2 separate regions of the Homo sapiens genome follow, and region 2 is linked to region 1. A link is an interaction called in ENCODE POLR2A ChIA-PET data of the cell type or tissue named here. Cell type or tissue: Panc1. All regions are shown on one strand.

Region 1 (4,000 bases):
TTTTTTTTGTATTTTTAGGAGAGACAGGGTGTCACCGTGTTAGCCAGGATGGTCTCCATCTCTTGACCTCATGATCCGCCCACGTCGGCCTCCCAAAGTGCTGGGATTACAGGCGTGAGCCACCGCGCCCAGCCTTTTTTCTTTTTTTAAGACAGACCCCCTGTCACCAAGGCTGGAGTGCAGTGGCACGATCTTGGCTTGCTGCAGCCTCCACCTCCAAACCTCAAAGCCATTCTCCTGCCTCACCCTCCCAAGTAGGTGGGATTACAGATGTGCGCCAACATGCCTGGCTAATTTTTGTATTTTTGGTAGAGATGGGGCTATGCCATGTTGGCCAGGCTGGGCTGTTGGGGGTCCTTTGGCAAGGAAAAACTGCTTGATTTGTGGCAGCCCCCCTGACTTCCTCCAGGGCCTCTGACCCCAGGCCTGGGGGCATCCGCATGTTTCACAGGTGACTGTGTCTTTGCAGCCTGCACCTGTGCTCAGGGAGCAGGAATTCCCAGAGTGAATGGGTTTGTGTTTTCACTCAAGGACTGTCCCCAGAGGAATTCAAATGAGAATCTACATTCAATAAATGTACGGGTGTATAGACTTAACATATCGGAAACTGAGTCACAAAGGAAGATATTGCACCCCACTTTGCCCCATAGCAGAATGACCCAGCTCCTCGCTTAAGACTGTAGCTGAGGCGGGCAGATCACCTGAGGTCAGGAGTTCGAGATCAGCCTGGCCAACATAGTGAAACCCTGTCTCTACTACAAATACAAAAAAAAAAAAAAATAGCCAGGCGTGGTGGTGAGCACCTGCAATCCCAGCTACTCGGGAGGCTGAGGCAAGAGAGTCGCTTGAACCCAGGAGGCAGAGGTTGCAATGAGCCAAGATCATGTCTCTGCACTCCAGCTTGGGCAACAGAGTGAGACTCTATCTTAAAAAAAAAAAACAAAAAACTGTAGCCCAAACCAAGCCACTGAAAAGAAGTAAACATCTGGCGAGGCCAGGCACGGTGGCTCATGCCTGTAATCCCAGCACTTTGGGAGGCCAAGGTGGGTGGATCACCTGAGGTGATCGAGACCAGCCTGACCAGCATGGTGAAACCCCGTCTCTACTAAAAATACAGAAAATTAGCCGAGCCTGGTGGCACATACCTGTAATTCCAACTACTCAGAAGGCTGAGGCAGGAGAATCCCCGGGAGGCAGAGATTGCCGTGAGCTGAGATTGCACCATTGCACTCCAGCCTGGGCGACAAGAGCAAAACTCCATCTCAAACAAAACAAAACAAAACAACAACAACAACAAAACATCTGGCGGGGTGCAGTGGCTCATGCCTGTAATTTCAACGCTTTGGGAGACTGACGTGGGAGCATCATTTGAGCTCAGGAGTTCAAGATCAGCCTGGGCAACATAGCAAGACTTCGTCTCTACAGAAAAATTTAAAAAATTAGCCAGGCATGGTGGTCCTTGCCTGTAGTCCCTCCCGCTTATCTGGGAGGCTGAGGTGGGAGGATCACTTGAGCCCAGAAGTTCCAGGCTGCAGTGAGCTATGATCGTACCACTGCACTCCAGCCTGGGCAACAAAGCAAGACCCTCATCTCTAACAAAAAAAAGAAATAAAAGAATTTTGTTTGGCTGAATTCATTTTCACCCTGGGACCCTGGTTGATTTCTTTTCTTTCTTTCTTTTTTTTTGAGACGAAGTGTCACTCTTATACCCCAGGCTGGAGTGCAATGGTGCAATCTCGGCTTACTGCAACCTCCACCTCCCATGTTCAAGCAAGTCTCCTGCCTCAGCCTCCGGGAGTAGCTGGGATTACAGGTGCCTGCCACCACGCCCAGCTAATTTTTGTATTTTTAGTAGAGACGGGGTTTCACCGTGTTGGCCAGGCTGGTCTTGAACTCCTGACCTCAGGTGATCCACCCCCCTTGGCCTCCCAAAGTGCTGGGATTACAGGCTTGAGCCACCGCGCCCATTTTTTTTTTTTTTTTTTTTTAGACAGGGTCTTACTCTGTTGCCTAGGCTGGAGTGCAGTGGTGTGATCTCCACTCACTGCAACCTCCACCTTCTGGGTTCAAGTGATTCTCGTGCCTCAGCGTCCCAGGTAGCTGGGTTTTACAGCATGAGCCACTGCACCCAGCTAATTTTCCTATTGCTCTGGTGGATTTCAGTGGTGCTTGTGGTTAGCTGGGTGGGCTCCAGGGGCCTGGGAAAGGACGGGCTTGGGCTCCAAATGCCCTTCACACTCCCCGGTGCATCTCCTCCTTTCCAGATCTTCCTTTAGCTCCGTGTTTGCAAATCTTCCACTGACTCATTCGACTGCCAAAGTGGAAGAATGGAATCACAGGAAGCTGCATTTGGGAAGGCTGCAGAGCCCAGTCCCCAGATCTGCTGTCCTCCCACCCGGATAGTCACAGATGACGTTTGCAAGTGTGACACAGTCCCGTGGAAATTCCTGGTGCATGAGTCAGCTTGAGCTGCCATAGTAAAATACCACAGGCTGAGTGGCTCAAACAACACAAAGTTATTTTCTCACAGTTCTGGAGGCTGGAAGTCTAAGGTCAAGGTGTTGGTGAGGTTGGTTGCTCCTGAGGCCTCTCTCCTTGGCTTGCAGGCAGCTGCCTTCTTGCTCTGTCCTCATATTGCCTTCCTCTGTGCATGCAAATTCCTGGTGTTTCCTCCCCTCCCCTCCTCTCCCCTCCCCCTCCCCCCCCCTTTCTCTCTTTCTCTCTTTCTTTCTTTCTTTCTGGGTCTCCCTCTGTTGCAGTGACCCAATCATGGTTCACTGCAGCCTTGAACTCCTGGGCTCAACCAATCCTCCAGCCTCAGCCTGCTGAGTGGCTGGGACTACAAGCATGCACTACCATGCCCGGCTAATTTGTTTATTTTTGTAGAAACGGGGTCTCATTATGTTGCCCAGGCTGGTTTCAAGCTCCTGGCCTCAAGCAGTGCTCCCACCTTGGCCTCTCAAAGTGTTGGGATTACAAAGCCAGGTGCAGTAGCTCACGCCTGTAATCTCAGCACTTTGGGAGGCCAAGGTGGGCAGATCACCTGAGGTCAGCAGTTTAAGACCATGCTGGCCAACATGGTGAAACCCTGTCTCTACTGCAAATACAAAAATTAGCTGGGCGTGGTGGCATGTGCCCATAATCCCAGCTACTCGGGAGGCTGAGGCAGGAGAATCGCTTGACCTGGGAGGCAGAGGTTGCAGTGAGCTGAGATCGCGCCACTGAACTCCAGCCTGGGCGACAGAGTGAGACTCCCTCTCAAACAAACAAACAAACAAAGTGTTTAGATTACAGGTGTGAGCCACTGCACCCAGCCTCCTCCTCCTCTCTCTCTCTCTTTTTTTTTTTTTTTTCTGAGACAAGGTCTCTCTCTGTTGCCCAGTCTGGAGTGTGATCATAGCTCATTGCAGCCTTGACCTCCTGGGCTCAAGCAATCCTCCCACCTCACCCTCCTGAATAGCGGGTACTGCAGGCATGCACCATCACACTCAGCTAATTTTTTAATTTTTTTAGAGATGGGGTCTCACTGTGTTGCCTAGGCTGGTCTCAAACTCCAGGCCTCGAGTGATCCTCTCACCTCGACCTCCCAAAGTACTGGGATTACAGGTGTGAGTCGCCGCATCCGGCTGGAGCCCAAGTCTTCTGACCTTCTGGTTGGCCTTATAAAAGGCCCATCTCCTATGTTCTCTTCTCAGCCTGCATTTGAGGTCCTGACATCAGGCTACTGGGAGCTGACGCAGGACCTTAGGCTGATGTCAACATTCCTTCATGCATCCAGTGGCACACAAGGGTGGCCTGGACAGATGGATCATGCCCTTGGTGTGCTCACAGTCTGGGGGTGGGGCGATTCCCAAAGGGTTAGAATTACTCCAGGAACCTCAGTTTGCAACGTCGGCTGTGAGTCCAGAGTTGCAAACAGGTCAATGAGCGAGCAGAAAGGACTCTGAGGTCTGAGGCCACATGCTGGTGTTCCTCCCTGCCCAGGGCACCAGCCCAGTGA
Region 2 (4,000 bases), 55 kb after region 1:
TGGGTTCCTTCCTCAGTTACGCACATGGCGTGGCAAGCTGAATTGTAGTTGCTGGCATCCCCACTCCACCCCCTTGCCGGGCCCCGTTTGGCCATGCCTCTTGTCCAGTGTCTGACACAGAGTCTGGCACCTAGTAGGTCCTCAGGAATTGGGGTCCCTCCTGATGAGATTGAGCAGGAAAAGCCAGTCCCCACCTCCACAGGCAGGGCAGGACCCGCGTCCTCGCAGGCGGAGGGGAGAATGCGTCATCTGGGCGCCCTTTTTATCCCCACCGGCTGCAGGACCACGCCACCAGCTGCAGCCACCCTGCACCGTGTCCTTAGGCCCTTGTCATGCTTTGAACTTGAAACTTGCAGTAAATTCCTTTGTGGCTCTTGTCTGGGTGGGAATCACTGTCTGGGGAATAAATCAACTGCATGTAGGAGGTTTATTTTAATTTTTTTTTGAGACAGAGTCTTGCTCTGTCGCCCAGGCTGGAATGCAGTGATGCGATTTCAGCTCACTGAAACCTCCGTCTCCTGGGCTTAAGCGATTCTCCTGCCTCAGCCTCCCAAGTAGCTTGGATCACAGGCACCTGCCACCACGCCCAGCTAATTATGGTATTTTTAGTAGAGATGGGGTTTCACCATGTTGGCCAGGCTGGTCTCAAACTCCTGACCTCAGGTGATCCACCCACCTCGGCCTCCCAAAGTGCTGGGATTACAGGCATGAGCCACCTTGCCCAGCCTATTTTAATTCTTTTGGAGATGAGGTCTCGCTCTGTCGCCCAGGCTGGAGTGCAGTGATGAGATCATGGCTCACTGCAGCCTCCACTCCCTGGGCTCAAGCAATCCTCCTGCCTCAGCCTCCCGAGTAGCTGGGACTACAGGAGCGAGCCACCATGGCTGGCTAATTTTTGTATTTTTTTGTAGAGACAGGGTCTCACTGTGTTACCCAGGCTGGTCTCAAACTCCTGGCCTCAAGCAATCCTCCTGTCTCAGCCTCCCAAAGTGCTGGGATTACAGGCATGAGCCATGGTGCCCAGCCTCATGTGAGGTTTAAGTCTGTGTTGCTGGGCCCAGCTGGAAGTCACTAGTGGCTCTTTGCCTTCGCGGGGGTTTGCTGGGGAACTCAGAGGGCAGTGAGGCCCAGGCTGTGCCCACAGGGAGCTCCCAAACAGCTTGCCTTTGGCCTGCGAGGATATGGACCGAGGAAGCTCCTGTTAACCAGGTTTCAAAAACTCCATCGTATATACATTGGCTCCCCTGGGAGGAGACGTAGGACATGGAGAATGTCAGCGCTGGAAAGGACCTTAGCTATTTCTGACCTAGTCCTTTGTTATGTCATGGAGAAACTGAGGCACACATCTGGGAAGGCCAGACTTGGCTCGCCCTGGCCAAGCCAGTATGTCACTGATGACTCCCTGGAGGGATAGGGAATTTCCCATGGTTTCTCAACTGCAGGAAGCTGAAAATGTCTCAGCGTGCATGGAATTTGATGAGCGTTTTGTCCCTGTGATGCGGGGGCAGCCGAGAGTCCCACTACTCAGAGGAAGAATGAAGCGAAGTATCACGTGCAGTTGCCATGGGCTCGTGGCTTGGATTTTTGCAGCTGTTGAAACAACTGGTCCCTGGGCCTGTGACCCCTGGGAGGGGAGGGAGTCGGGGAGAGATTACCTGAGGGTCCGCCTGGGCCCGGACAGCTGGGGACAAGGACAGCTGAGCAGGCAGCTTCTCACCAAGAATAGCCATGCTGGGTCACCTTCGACCTGGGGACCCTTCTCTGGGCTCTAAGCACAGAGGGCAGGTAGAAACAGACCTTAGCTGGGCTACAGTGGTTCTGTTCAGTTAGCAGAGGTCACAGAGCTCTCTCTGCATAGGAAAGTGCCCTAGAAATGGATATGGGGTAGGAGCTGGCACCTGCCAGGCACCCACTGTGCGTGTGGTCAAGAGGGAGGGTTCTGGCTGGGCGTGGTAGCTTGCACCTATAATCCCAGCACTTTGGGAGGCCAAGGCAGGAGGGTCACTTGAGGCCAGAAGTTTGAGACCAGCCTTACCACATGGCAAAACCCCGTCTCTAATAAAATACAAAAAAAAAAAAAAAATAGCCTGGTGTGCTGGCACGCACCTATAATCCTGGCTACACTGGAGGCCGAGGCATGAGAATTGCTTAAACCTGGGAGGCGAAGATTGCAGTGAGCAGAGATTGCACCATTGCACTCCAGCCTGGGGACTCCAGCCTGGGCAACAGAGTGAGACTCTGTCTCAAAAAAACAAAAGAGGGAGGGTTCTGAAGCCAGACTAGCTGGGTGTCCTACTCGGCCTGAGTGACCTTACCCTCTGTTTCCAAATCTGCAAGGTAAAAATATGATGTATTCTTATAATGAATAGCCCAGCGTGGTGGTGCATGCCTGTAATCCCAGCTACTCGGGAGGCTGAGGCAGGAGAATCACTTGAACTCAGGAGGTGGAGGTTGGAGTGAGCCGAGATTGCACAAGTGTACTCCAGCCTGGGTAACAGAGCGAGACTCCATCTCAAAAAAAAAAAAAAAAAAGTGCCCTGTCCATTGAGGAGCATGCAGTTGGCACTTCATAAATGCAGCTGCTATCTTAATTATTTTATTTTGTTATATTTATTTTTTGTAGAGACAGGGTCTTGCTATGTTGCCCACACTGGTCTTGACCTCCTGGGCTCAAGTCATCCTCCTGTTTCAGCTTCCCGAGTAGCTGGGATTACAGGCTGCATAACTGCACCTGGCTTATTTATTCATTTATTTATTTATTTATAAGAGATGGGGGTCTTGCTATGTTGTGCAGGCTGTTCTTGAACTCCTGGGCTCAAGTGATCCACTTGCCTCAACTTCCCAAAGTGCTGGGATTACAGGTGTGAGCCACTGTGCCTGGCTTATTTTCCTTCCTTCCTTCCTTCCTTCCTTCCTTCCTTGCTTCCTTCCTTTCTCTTTTTTTCTTTCTTTTTTTCTTCCTTCCTTCCTTTCTTTCTTTTCTTTCTTTCTTTTCTTTTTTTTTTTGATGGAGTCTCACTCTGTCGCCCAGGCTAGAGTGCAGTGACGCGATCTCGGCTCACTGCAACCTCCGACTTCCGGGTTCATGCCATTCTCCTGCCTCAGCCTCCTGAGTAGCTGCGACTACAGGCGCCCACCACCACGCCTGACTAATTTTTTATATTTTTAGTAGAGACAGGGTTTCACCATGTTAGCCAGGTTGGTCTCAATCTCCTGACCTCGTGATCCGCCCGCCTCGGCCTCCCAAAGTGCTGGGATTACAGGCGTAAGCCACTGCGCCTGGCCTCTCTTCTTTTCTCTTTTTTCTTTTCTATTCTTTTCTTTTCTTTCAGATAGAGTCTTGCTCTGTCACCTAGGCTGGAGTGCAATGGTGCCATCTTGGCTCACTGCAACCTCCGCCTCCTGGGTTCAAGCAATTCTCCTGCCTCAGCCTCCCAAGTAGCTGGGACTACAGGCATATGCCACCACGCCTGGCTAATTTTTGTATTTTCAGTAGAGATGGGGTTTCCCCATGTTGGCCAGGCTGGTCTCGAACTCCTGACCTCAAGTGATCCGCCCACCTTGGCCCCGCAAAGTGCTGGGATTATAGGCGTGAGCCACCATGCTCAGCATGAGACTGGGTAATTTATAAAGGAAAAGAAGTTTAATGGACTCACAGTTCCATGTGGCTGGGGAGGCCTCACAATCATGGTAGAAGGCAAAAGGCACGTCTTACATGGCGGCAGACAAGAGAGAATGAGAGCCAAGCAGAAGGGGAAACCTCTTATAAAATCTTCAGATCTCGTGAGACTTATTCACTACCACCACAACAGTATGGGGGAAACCACCCCTGTGATTCATTAAGCTCCCACTGGGTACCTCCCAAAACGTGGAAATTATGGGAGCTACAATTCAAGATGAGATTTGGGTGGGGACACAGCCAAACCAAATCAGTCCTGCTGCCTATTGTCTGGGAGCTCAGGTGAAGCACCTGATATCTCTGAGCCTCAGTTTTCTCATC

What was found. Peaks named below come from ENCODE experiments on the same cell type or tissue, not always from the same donor. Only the 100,000 strongest peaks of a DNase experiment are listed, where the experiment ranks them.
Region 2: POLR2A ChIA-PET joins it to region 1 with 7 read pairs; 8 of 35 experiments call an interaction of 5 or more read pairs at or near these places.

The regions. Positions count from the first base shown.
Region 1 is chr7:74,277,373-74,281,372 of GRCh38, forward strand. It overlaps LOC107986742 (a long non-coding RNA gene), which reads right to left. Exons shown (of 2, transcript XR_001745024.2): 2 at 3,483-4,000. Among named protein-coding and RNA genes, the nearest start is that of CLIP2, 10 kb to the right of the region's middle. RefSeq lists an enhancer at 1,514-2,144. In Panc1, no CTCF peak of the experiment used is centred here; a DNase peak (open chromatin) is centred at 2,419; H3K4me3 peaks cover 653 bases; H3K27ac peaks cover 3,594 bases.
Region 2 is chr7:74,332,757-74,336,756 of GRCh38, forward strand. The region is part of intron 2 of CLIP2 (CAP-Gly domain containing linker protein 2); the gene reads left to right. Among named protein-coding and RNA genes, the nearest start is that of CLIP2, 45 kb to the left of the region's middle. In Panc1, no CTCF peak of the experiment used is centred here; no DNase peak of the experiment used is centred here.